Linked DNA regions of Homo sapiens: all the other regions are linked to region 3. A link is a contact called in ENCODE Hi-C or POLR2A ChIA-PET data. All regions are on one chromosome and are shown on one strand. The core of a region is the stretch at or near the end of the contact, and the rest is flanking DNA. Distances in the headings are between cores, read along the strand shown.

The links. A loop is a pair of places that touch in the nucleus more often than their neighbours do. ChIA-PET counts read pairs that join two places held with the same protein, here RNA polymerase II (POLR2A). Pooled maps may share reads with other maps.
Region 1: a loop to region 3 is called in a map of B cell, with 38 times the contacts of the local background. The contact joins the promoter of WBP4 here to the enhancer-like site in region 3. A Hi-C loop is called at or near these places in 1 of 168 maps with a recorded cell type or tissue (B cell) and 5 of 50 pooled maps. POLR2A ChIA-PET finds 5 or more read pairs at or near these places in 1 of 52 experiments (MCF 10A).
Region 2: a map with no recorded cell type shows a loop between it and region 3 (3-fold over the local background). The contact joins two enhancer-like sites. A Hi-C loop is called at or near these places in 1 of 37 single-sample maps with no recorded cell type and 3 of 50 pooled maps. POLR2A ChIA-PET finds 5 or more read pairs at or near these places in 1 of 52 experiments (activated CD4-positive, alpha-beta T cell).

The regions. Positions count from the first base shown.
Region 1 is chr13:41,059,650-41,063,629 of GRCh38, forward strand. WBP4 (WW domain binding protein 4) reads left to right here and starts at 1,860. Exons shown (of 10, transcript NM_007187.5): 1 at 1,860-2,026; 2 at 2,995-3,067. The coding sequence starts at 2,025. It overlaps TRE-TTC1-2 (tRNA-Glu (anticodon TTC) 1-2), which reads right to left and starts at 1,160; the gene lies at 1,089-1,160. It also overlaps a transcript of ELF1 not described here. RefSeq lists a silencer at 475-654.
Region 2 is chr13:40,984,392-40,988,539 of GRCh38, forward strand. The region is part of intron 1 of ELF1 (E74 like ETS transcription factor 1); the gene reads right to left. Among named protein-coding and RNA genes, the nearest start is that of ELF1, 33 kb to the right of the region's middle. RefSeq lists enhancers at 2-71, 491-770. Within about 2 kb of position 1,745, at least 4 of the 41 ENCODE cell types and tissues checked have a DNase peak (open chromatin) inside an H3K27ac peak, as active enhancers do.
Region 3 is chr13:42,374,925-42,379,145 of GRCh38, forward strand. No RefSeq gene overlaps it. Among named protein-coding and RNA genes, the nearest start is that of LINC02341, 48 kb to the right of the region's middle. RefSeq lists an enhancer at 3,085-3,164. Within about 2 kb of position 2,892, at least 5 of the 41 ENCODE cell types and tissues checked have a DNase peak (open chromatin) inside an H3K27ac peak, as active enhancers do; they include B cell, where a contact is called at or near this core.

The DNA of each region.
Region 1 (3,980 bases), core at 610-3,109, 1.3 Mb before region 3:
ACCCTATTTTCTAATTTCAGCTTGCATTTAAGATAACGCTTTTGTTTCATTTACAGCTCACATGCTGCTGACACAGCTGTCCCTTCTTTGTAATAAACACAGGGCTTCTATATTTAAAAATACAGTGAAACTTTGTTTTAACGTCCCCTCCCCAGTCTCCAGCCAATTTTCTCTTTCCCAAGCCCCACCTCCACCCCAGGATGTTTTGCCGTTGTTTTAATCAATTTTTTTCTTTAAATCAACCGCGCTCAAAATGTTAGACCCTTTGGAAAGTCGATATACTTATTTAAAGCCATCTCATCAGAGTGGTATTTTTCTCCTCCATAGCTCGTGGTGTGTATTTTTAAAGGGAAAGAAAAAAGATTCTCGTTCCCAAAGGCCTTTTTTCGAGGGTACTTTCCGTGACTGCGACCAGCGCCCCTTAAGTCAAGTTGGGAAGACCTCGCAGGCCGGCCTCGCGCTTGCTCAGGCGCCGCGGGTGGAGACGCGAGCGCACACGCGGCGGAAAGGGGCGCCGGGCGGCTGCGCGGCCGGGAAAGCGCGTCCCCCCGGGAGGGCGCGGAAGGCACACTGTGTTCCGTGGGGCCTCGTAAATACCCTGCGGCCAGAGAACCACTAGAGCTACTGGTCCGGGCGCGGGCTCTGGGGCGCCCAGGGCAGGGGGGTCAGCCCGTCCTGCATAGGAAGAGTCGCAAGAGCGGCTGAAGAGGGTGTGGGCCGGACGGGGGCGCTGGGAGGAGATAACGCAAGGCCGGAGTTAATCATCACCTCCCGGGCGTCTGGAAAACTACGGGCCGGAGGGGCGGGGGAGCAGCCCAGGGGAAAGTGAAACTCCCTCAGGGCCCACCAGCCCCGTGAGCCGGAGGCGGGAGGGAGAAGGATCGGAAGCGCATTCGCTTCTCCAGCAGGCACGGCGTGGCACTCGAGGCTCCAAAAGCCGCAGCCCAGCTCCTGGCGCCACTAACTACAGTAATGCTTATTTTCTACAAACTCACCCAGACGGGGACAAGAAAGGAGCCAGAACACAAGATTTAAAAAGTCAGCCCTCCAAACCGATAGTTGCAAAAAAAAAGAAAAATAAGGAAGCGTTCCCATACCGGGAGTCGAACCCGGGCCACCTGGGTGAAAACCAGGAATCCTAACCGCTAGACCATATGGGAAGTGCTATGAGAAACTGCCGTGACCCACCTGACAAGCATAAGTGCCTCTGCCTCCTTCGCCGCACCTCTCGCCACCGCCGCCTCTGCGCTACTGAAGCTGCTGCTGCCGCCGCCGCCGCCGCCGCCGCCGCCGCCGCTGCTGCTGCCCACACGCTCCCGAGCTAGGGAACAAGCCCCATCCGAGCGCGTGGGCGTCGTAGGGGAGAGGAGGGGCGGGGCCGCTCCGCTGCAACAGCAAAGTTTGAGGCGAAGCCTAGCGACTCGCAGCGCCGGTCCCGCAGTTTCACCTCTTTTTTTTTTAACTCCGCCAGAGGACCCCGACCCACAGGTCCCGGTTGCTCCGCTGGTCAAAGTGCGTGCGGAGTAGTTGGCAAAGTTGAGAGCGGAGACGTCTCTGGGAACAGCTGTTTGCGTTCCGGGCGGAGGCGGCGCGCTGAGCTCCTTGGCCTTGAGCCAGCGAGCCTAGAAGGAGGATGGAGGTTTTGGGCCCCAGGGGAGGACACAGAGACGGCGGGATGGCGCAGGGACTTGAGGCTTGAGATCCCGTCCTTCAGCTCAGGTCCCGTCGCGCTTTTACCCCTTCCCGGTGACCTCAACCCCTTTATACCGACCCCACCTCTTTGGAGCCGGGAGTACCGCCCCTGTAGGGGGAGGGGAGAGGAGGCGATTTCGAACGCGGATTGGATCGTCTGGGCACCCGTAGTTGGGAACAGCGGAACGCTGGTCCCGGGGACTGAGTAAGGTGTCTGGATCGGAGGGAGGTTCGGGTGGGCATCGGGCGGCTGGAAGAGCTCGACTCGTCCCGCTGGGAAAGCGCGAGTCTGAGTGGAACCCTGGACGACTTGCAGAGCGGCTGGCGCAGTCATGTGAGTTGGGTCTCAGGCCCTGAACAACGAGGTGTTGTTTCTCTGGGCCGCCCTTTCTCGCCCGGGTCTTCCCCTCCTCTCCTCCCGCCCTTCGGCCGGGGGCGTGACAGACGCGTTCTTAACTCGCTCGGGACCGGCCCCAGACCTGCAGGGCCGGTTCTCAGGGCGGGGTAGAAATGTTACCCCGCTGAACGCCCTGGGGTATGGGGCACGGGCTCTAGGGGGAGGCCGGCGGCCGGTTCAGGGGGCTGGTTGGACGGCCGCGGGTGAAGCGACGCAGTGCTCTCTCTACGACGCTGTCGGGGGTCGCATGCACCCCTTGGGTTTCCGAAGCCCCTGAACCCTAGGGTATTGTGAAACTAGGGCTGGGCTGCGGCCTCCCCCGCCCACTGGAAGCGGCCAGCCCTGGATAGCGTAATGGTTTTTTTTTTTTTTTTTTTTTTTTTTTTGTCGGCCGTCTACGAAGTCCCATGGCTTTTCCAGTTCTCTCTTGCCTTGAGGCTCAAGAACAGTTTGTTTTAACTGAGAGTCTGGGAGGAACTACAGTTTTCCCCAGAGTAGTCTTGTACGTTGTTCTCTTGGTGGGAATAACTTGATTTAAGGCAAACTTTATGAGTTTCTTCAGGTTTCCATTACAGCAACCTCCCCCAAAGCCAGAAAGGATAAATGTTCTTCTAAGATGTTCCTTAGTTTTTCATAACGATGACGATAACAAGTGAGGAATTTTTGAAAGCCATTTTATTGAAGGGAGTTTTGTAATGAATCAGATACAGACTTTTTCTACTCCGCTGGCAACAGAATTTCAATTGACTGTGCTCCAACCAGATAAATAATAAAACGACTATACATAACAAGACAAGATTCAGTAGCAGGGGCATATATTTCAAACTTTAAAAACTGTAAAGCATGCAGAATTTAACCTTTTTTAAGTTTTACATGAGCTTAGCCTTGTTGTCTCTCTTTTTCAGGGCGGACTACTGGAAGTCACAGCCAAAGAAATTCTGTGATTACTGCAAGTGCTGGATAGCAGACAATAGGCCTGTATGATAATTCCGCTGTTAGAGATTCTAATAATAATTGTGTTGAATGAAGTGCTCCTTTTTGATGTAAACTCAGTTTACAAAGCACTTTTATGTACATTGCTCTTGCATTTTCAAAACATCAGAAGATTTCTGTCTTCTCAGTCCCCTATGAAAGCTGTGAGCCTTCTTCCTTTTCATCAACCTGACTTTGATTATATATTAAATTATTTCTCTGTGGCCTTTTGGGAAATGGGCAATGAGTTGGTCATATCATTCATGTTATGAAGCACCTATATTATAATGGTGGTGTTCATAATACTGTCATACCCAAAGAATTGTGGAAAGCCCTTAAAAAATAAAAGCAACATGTTTAGTTTTTCTTGTATATTTTGTGGTCTAGAAATAATCAAGTGTATTTAATGCAGAGCTGTGTATCTTTAGATGCTTAAATTTGAAAGAACACCATTATTTCCTTTCTCATGAAACAAAGTAACAACTCTGTTAGGTATGTTGTTAGTCTGTCTCATAGTTGAGATCCAGTTTTGAAGATGTAAAGCAAAAAGCACACCGCTGATTTTTCTCCCCTCTTGCATGTCAAAATACTATGTACATACCACATAAACACTAGGGTATCTGTTAAATATATTTTATGTTGATACCGTTTTTACTTGGCAAAGTTGGATGCACAAAGAATAGTAGTCTCATATTTTAACAATGCTGTGGATTTCTTCTGTAGACATTTATTTCCTGTTACCTGCAAGGTGTTTAGGATTTGGATTTTTTTTTGATGTTTTGGTCTTTTTGGATAGTTGCTAAAGTTCTTCACTATTTTACCTAGGCTATCCTTATAAATAAATACCATGAATTTTTAAAACCACACAGGTCACTTAAAGTCTCTCTTTCTTGGAGGTACCTAGGCTGTAAAATGAATT
Region 2 (4,148 bases), core at 495-2,994, 1.4 Mb before region 3:
TCGTCTTTACAAAAAATAAAAAATTAGTTGGCTGTGTTGGTGTGTGTGCATTTGTGATCCTAGCTACTCAGGAGGCTGAGGCAGGAGGATCACTTGAGCCCAGGAGTTCAAGGCCGTAGTGAGCCATGATTGCCACTGTACTCCAGCTTGCATTACAGAATGAGACTCTGTGTTCAATAAATAAATATCATTAGATATTTAAGCTATTTCTACAAATATCCTTTATTTAAAAAAGAATAACTGATATACTTCTGATAAAGAGGAAACTATTATCACAAGCTTGAAAAACGAGAGTAAGAAAACATAACCAGAATCAAGGGATGTTTGCTGATACAGAAGTTTCTCTGTAAAAGATTAGGTTCCAGAAGGCTATTTCAAAACCCATTTGTTCATAAATGCAAAATGACATTGTGCCAATGGCCAGTGTGAATACGTCTAGGTAAATTTAAGTTTCACTTTCTTTTCCACTGCTGTCATGTACCTTTTCGTACCAGCACTTCCACACTGCTACTGTGCTTTAACAGTTGTCTTTCAGAAATCTAAAAAATCAGGATAAGCAACCAACATACCCACACCTTATACATACTAACAACTAACAGTAATAAATCAAAACTGAAATGGCTCCCCACAATCACTAAGCCACTTATTGCAGCAGAAAAAGACACTTTTGCTCTGGCATGTAGCTTTTGCTTATTTCTATAGAGAAGTCCACAAACTGAAAATGTGTAAGCAAAGAAAAGCATTTTACTGGCTCAATCATGTCTTTGATTCTCTGTCATCTTTCCTGCTCCTCTTCCTCTCCCCTGTGTACTTATATACTCTTCTGCATCAAGGTGATTCTTGAGAATACATTTTCTGATACCTGATCCAGAGGGAGCACCTGTAGATATCAAAGATTCTTATAATCTTTGATTACAAAGCCCAGGTATCTTACAATTTTTTCAGTAACAGACAAGACTGAAGATCTAAATCAATGATTCCATTTTTAATTAGTAAATTGGGGTGGTCAAGTTCTCACGGTCTACAAGCAAAACAGAACTAAAACTAGAATTCTTGTTTCCTAAATCAGGACTCTCTCTAAAACTGTAATATACAGCTGGGCCTCTAAAATCCACCAAAGTCCTTTCTGCTATAACAGTTTATAACACAGATTAAGTAAACGCATATGTAAAAAATTTTTAAAATCTCCATCTCTAGGTTCAGCTTCTGAGCTCCAAATCCAGTCACTAAACTATAAGACAAGTCTACATCAGTGCCCCTTGAAGTCAGTGTGTAAAAAACATGTCCAAAACTAAATGCATCATCTAATTCCTCAAATACGGTCTTAGATGGAAAAAAAATATGGGCACTCGGATTAGAAAAAAGGCTTCTGTTCTAACCTAACAAATTGAAAGGTCCTCAGTAAATTTAAAACTTGTTTAAATTTACCCATCCTTAATTATCTATTATAGTCAGGAAGCACTCTGCTGTATTAATAGTTCTCAAACATGTTTTTTTCAAAGTGTCAGTCTTTATAAAGTAACAAGGAAAAACATAAGTGAAACTACTTCTTCATCACACAGACATAAGCGGTCAACTTATTTGCACAGTTTTCAGAGGGCATCCAGGCAGACATCTACCAGATAATAAAAAAATCTTAGGCTGGCTCAGATGTCTCTTAATTGGGTGAGGACCATATTCTTATTCTCCAAGGAGACATGCCACAGGAATACTTAGCAACAAGGTTCCTAACCTGTCATCCCCAAAATAAGCTTTGGAGTTAAAGTAAAATAGTAACACAAAGCAGTTCAGAGAACAGGCTCTGGAGTCAGACCGATTGGGTGCCAATCTTCTGCAGTGTGACAGAAGACTGGACAAGTTACTTGCTTGGTGTCTCAGTCCCCTCTTTCCATAAAATAGGTGTCAGTCTCAAGTCTCTTCCTTCTGTAAAACGGGTAAAGTAATACCAAAACCTAGAGCTGTTGTGTAGATGCAAAAATGCATGTGCAGAATACTTGGCACATAACATGCACTGAATTAACATTAGCTTCTTTAGCGCTGTAAGTATATGCAAGAAATATGTAACAGGTGCATGCTAGGTAACTAATAATTCCTTAAGGGTCATTTCTGTACTCCCTGGAAGTCTCTATTACCATAGCTATTTGCTAGACTCCAGAAAAAGAACATTATAGCCCATTGTCAACAAAACTGTAATTCTATTCCAGTGCTTCAAGGTTTGGCGTCTTTTTAACAAATCCTGCTGCTTCAAGGCGAGGACTTCACTCTGGCAAGCTTCCCTAACACAGAGTCCCATTATGCCTCATTCCAAACAAAATGACTTCACTGATGGTAAACACAAAACCCTCAGCCACACTACTAGCTACTACAACCACTTCAAATGGCTACTTGTTTAATTTATTATAGAAGATTTCAGGTACTAAAAAAAATATGATAGTCAAAATTGATCACTGATTGAATGTAAATTTAAGATTCCTTCAGAAAGGTTTTTAGACACAAGGATATTAAACCCACGAATTCATAAATATATTTTTAGAAAATCATTGCTCTTTTTTTTTTTTTTTTTTGAGTGGGAGTCTCACTGTCGCCCAGGCTGGAGTGCAGTGGCGCCATCTCGGCTCATTGCAAGCTCCGCCTCCCGGGTTCACGCCATTCTCCTGCCTCAGCCTCCTGAGTAGCTGGGACTACAGGCGCCCGCCACCACGCCCGGCTAATTTTTTGTATTTTTTAGTAGAGACGGGCTTTCACCGTGTTAGCCAGGATGGTCTCGATCTCCTGACCTTGTGATCCACCCGCCTCGGCCTCCCAAAATGCTGGGATTACAGGCGTGAGCCACAGCACCCGGCCGAAAATCACTGCTCTCCTTTTAAGTTACTATGGTACCAACTGTTTATGGTGAAAATTAATAAATAGTCCGGTGCCGTGGCTCACGCCTGTATCCCAGCACTTTGGGAGGCCGAGGCGGGTAGATTACCTGAGGTCAGGAGTTCGAGACCAGCCTGACCAACATGGTGAAACCCCGTCCCTACCAAAAACACAAAAAAAAAATTAGCTGGGCATGGTGGTGAGTGCCTGTAATCCCAGCTACTTGGGAGACTGAGGCAGGAGAATTGCTTGAACCCAGGAGGCAGAAGCTGTGGTAAGCCGAGGCACGCCACTATACTCTAGCCTGGGCAACAGAGCAAGACTCTGTCTCAAAAAAAAAAAAAAAAAAAAGAAAGAAAATTAATAAAGAGAATCAATCAAACAAAAAGGTTTTAGATCAGACAATTCTGGGATAAAGAAGGTGAAATATACCAGCTTAAAGCAATGACGTGGTTGAATGACTTCTCTAATGAAGTATGTAATTCAGACTGTGTCTGTTTATGTACATATGGCATGTTTGTAGGTTGGCAGTATCTAAAAAACTGGAATGCTACAGTAACTCTAGACACCAAGTAACTGAACAGAAAGAACTTTCACAAGATGTGGTAACCTAATAAAAGGGCTCTTTTCAGTATATACAGATAGTCATGGTAAGAAATGCAATATTCGGAAAAACCATTGAAAAAATATAACAGAAATGAAAGAAAACAGAGTAAGAAAGTGAGAGAAAAGAAGTGAAGTTATACCAAGTAGAAATGAGAAGCAAGCAATAAACCCATAATCTGTAATGACTGAATTCCTGTGTGATTGACCATAGTTTGGTCTTTTAAAAAATCTGTTTTCTATTATAACATGGTAGAAGGCTCTATATTAGCTCCCAGCAGAAATGAAGTCAGTGGTATGAAGATAAACTGCACACAGTCTTCCAAAGTTTGCCCATTCTCAATCTAAAAGTGTGAAATCACAGGATATTAGAGCTGAAAAAGATCTAAGGATTACCTAGGACAACATATTCACTGAAAAGAAAAAAGAATTTAGGCCTAGAGCATTCTGATGTGTCCAAGGACACACAGCCAGTTAGTGGCAAAGAAAGCAAGAAAAGCCCAGATTTCCTACTGGTACCTTTATATCTATATTAACAGAACTTCATTAATATTTTTTCCTTAGCAGAATATCTGGAAAAATAAGAAATCCCCTAGACAAATACCTAGCAAAAGTACCTTACCATACCCCAGTACAACTGTCAATTAAAATGCTTTTATATATTATGCAATCTCTTGATATTT
Region 3 (4,221 bases), core at 1,642-4,141:
GACCAGATGTAATACATTGTAGGATGAAGTAGGTGTTTCATGTGATGGAATGGGTATTAACCATCCCATAGATTGGATTAATTTTAGAATGTCACATCACTTCAAGTCTTGTTGGCATGCTCAGAACTTATGCTTTCTGAGGCAACTTGAGTGGCTGCCTACAGCAGGATGAATCCTGTGGCTTGTGACAAACCTGGCTTCTGCCTGTGTCTATGAGGCACCACGGCAAAGATGCCATGGCTCTGAATCCCAGCTTCACTGTGCTTAGTACATGGTCTGGAACAGAGAATGCACTTCATGTATCTTCATTATCACCACTGCCACAACTACCAGATGAGCTTAGTCAACCTGTTCACTGAGGCTTCCTGAGAGTGATGCCTATTTTATTTACCTTGCAATATTATTGTGAAAATTATAAGAAAGTTTGCATAAAAAGTAATTTGCATAGTGTCCAATAAAGAGTAGAATTAAGGAAAATGTAACTACTACTATTATTGATGTTGTTGTTACTATTATTATCACTACTGAGGCTGGAAGAATATCTACTTCTGCTGTGCCATCAGTACAATACATCATGACAATGGATTATAGCAATTATTGCTCTAAGGCACTGACATTTTCTAAACAGATAAAACATTGTATCAACTGCTGTTTTTATAATTTGGAACTGACATCATCATATATTTGTAGGCACACCATAAAAATCTCTTCATTAACACACTGATAGCATCTTTTATTTTCCTTCACTCAGAGTTTTTTTTTCTGCCAACAATTAGTCTTGATTTCATCAAAAGCAATGATTACCTAAAGGAATATTGACATTCTACAGAACTATGTCCTTCTTGCATTTTTGTAGTTGTCATGGGAAATTAAGATCAGATCAGAGTCATAGCTTATAGTATAGGAAATATATGGTTCAAAAACAGCACAAGGTATTTGATGTGGTCACCAGATAACCTTGAATTGTAGACCCTTGCCAAACACTGCAGAAATGCTTTGGGCTGGAGTGTTCTTGCTTCACAGACTTCTTCATTTTATGATTGCCAGAGTCATTGAAAATAAATTTTGGATTGTGCTAAAGGGAAATAACAAAGATACTATCTGGGATCAGTCTCTCAGATTTGACAGACAATTTCATGCTTTTAATTGATTCCAATCTTTGCAAAAAAGTGGAACGAAGTAATAGACAAAAATTAACAACAAAGATGCCAGAAGTGACTATCATTGCATGAAACTTTTGCTGTGTTGTTTGCAAATTGCGTTCCAGTACTATATTCTCATTTGTTGAAAGATATTAGAAAAGAATCCAATCCCCAAGCTTTGTAAAGATTTTGATGTTGTGGCATATAGTAATCGTATTCATTTCCCCCTTTATCCTTTTTGTATTATAATCTTCCAAGTTCTAATTGGGCACACAAACTCCTTTTCCTGGGGTAACTTAAGCTAGATATGTGATTAAATTCTGGCCAATGGGATGTGAGTTGCAACTTCTTGCTAATACCCTTTAAAAAGAAACTGATTGCTCTGTACTCTCTTTTACCCTTCCTTTGGGGCAGAATAAAGAGGAGGTGCTGCAGATAAGAGCAACATTCTAGGGAATGTTGCTAGGGCAACAAGTGGAAACACTTGGAAAAGTGTATTTGGCTCTATAGAAATTAGATTTAATTTTTTTTAAAAACAGAAGATGATCCTGGGTCCCTGGAGGACCTCATGGAGCAGAGTCAGCTTCTTGGCCTTGCCTTACCCACAACCTATGTGCTCCTCTGTTAAAAGGAAATATTTTTCCATTCTGCTTGAGGCACTGTGTTTTGTGTAACTTTGCTACAGCAACTTGGGCTATGCCCTAATACTAGATGTGTTCTAAATTTTCCACACTTGCTGTTTTCCCATTGGATGAAGGGCTTGTGAGACACAGCATATGTTAAAAAAAAAAAAAAGACTTCTCTATTACTCTTTTTCAAGGTGGCAGACAAAGTTCAAATTCACATTATAGGCTCTTTTAGTATATTACATGTCCTCAGCACTGGTACTTGGTTCCCTCCCTCCCTCCCTTCCTTCCCTCCTTCCTTTTTTCCTTCCTTCCCCTCCTTCCTTCCTCCCCCCACCCCCTTTGTCTTTCTTTCTTGAGACAGGGTCTAGCTCTGTTGCCCAGGCTGGAATACAGTACGTCCCATCCTTGCTCACTGCAGCCTCGAACATCTGTGCTCAATGAATCCTCCTGCCTTAGTCTCCTGAGTAGCTAGGACTGTAGGAGCATGCCACCATGCCAAGCTAATTTTCTATTTTTGTAGAAATTGGGTCTTACTATGTTGCCCAAGCCGGTTTTGAACTCCCTGCTCTTGACCTCCCAAAGAGTTGGGATTACACACGTGAGTCACTGTGCCTAGCCAGTACTCAATTTCATTTTGAAAGTTGTATTTCTGTTTTATTTTTGTTAAATGGAATTAAAATGTCTGTGCAGTGTCTATCATAACCTAGTACAAAAGCAATAAAACTATTGTAAGCACTAAGCAATGTGGTCATTATTGACTTCTTTTTCTAGCAAAGGAAAGAGATAGGAAAATGGCTTTTGCATGGGGAATTTAATGTGTCACAGAAAATGATATAGAAGATAATGTAAATTGTGATGATGTGAACGCGGAGTAGTTTGTGTCGAGCATGATGGCCAATGGCAGCTAACTATGCCCTTCTGGAAACAGATGCACCCCTTTGCGTATATCAAATCTCCAAGCTGCACTGCACCAAAAGAACCCTGGGCACCATGTTACTTAGCTGGAAGGAAATGGGGAAGCTGTGGGAACCCCTATAAAACTCCCTCTGACATATTTAGCCTGTGGCTTGTGGGTATTCACTCAAACTCCAGGAGTGTGGGTTACCTTTAGTCAAATCTGAAGGAGTTTTGCATCTGTCACCCAATGCAGAGCTGAAGGAGAGGGAGCAGGTGTGAAATACAACCCAGACTTCCTTTTTAGTCCCAGTGGGGGTACATTTTTGTCTCACTGTTACCCTTGGTAACTCTGGGATGGTAAATAGTGAGATGAGTAATTCAGAAAGTGGAAACGGAAAGTGTTACTATATCTGCTACGAAGCTTTGCATCAGAAAAGTACTTCCTTTGCTTCTAAAGAGACTTGAAGAGTTTTGGGCTTCTTCTTCTTCTCTCTAGGTAGCTTTTTATTATCTCATGTTATAGTTACTTACATAAACGTATTGCTGGGAATTCTAGTAGCACAGGGATTATAGGAGTTTCCTGTGATTTAACTAAATCACTGGTGTCTTCAATACCATGTCCATGCTTCCCCCACAAACATCAGAGAAAATGACTTCTTGGCATGGGAAGTTTATGAGTCCAGAAATAATCTATATTTAGTATTTTTGGCATGGAGCCCTCCATAATCTGGCTCCAGGCTGCCTTATTCCTAGGCTCTGCCTCTTCCCTCCGTGTGATATCATATCAGATGGCAGAGGCAATGGAACCATCAGACTAGATTGTGGTTTTGGGCCACAAAGCATGACCCATCAGTCTTTCAGATTCTTAGTAGATGGGATGACCCCATGAGCTTTACCACCATAATTTTATTTTTACACCCATGAAAGTCATGGGCACTAGTTGGTGAGATCCAGAGGCCAATCCTGAGGTCCTGAGATGGTTCTCCAGGAGGGAGGTGCGTAGGAAGTGAGAGGTCACACTGTCTTCTCACACTAACCTCAGCCTCAGGGTGTGAGGCCAGCTTCAGAGGGGAGACCACAGTTCTGGGGCCCAGCCGTTTCAGCCACTGCCTTCTTGCCTTCTTTACTAAGGTCGTTAACAAGCATACTCATTAGTGGCAATTTCCCTGGTGGTTTTTGTGATGTGGGATTTGTTTGCTATGAAATGGCTGAATCCGCAAATCATTTAAAATAGTCAATCCTACTGGAGATAGAAATAACTCCTTGCCTGTGTTGATCCTAGCTAGTGACCAGTGTCCAGGAGGTGAAATCTTGGGAAGAGAGGCCTGGGCTTCTGACTCAGCAGAAACCACCGTCTTGACATTTTTAGTCTTTTCTTTGGTCTTGTCCTACTATAGAGACTTCTTTCTACAGGCCAGATTTGACAAAATAGCCCTACCAAATCATAATCAGAGGTGCACCAGCCACCCTCCCCCAATAAATTTGGCCTTATTTCTTGTTACCCTGATGATGCTCAGGATTCATAATACATATCTCTAAGGAATCTCCAGATT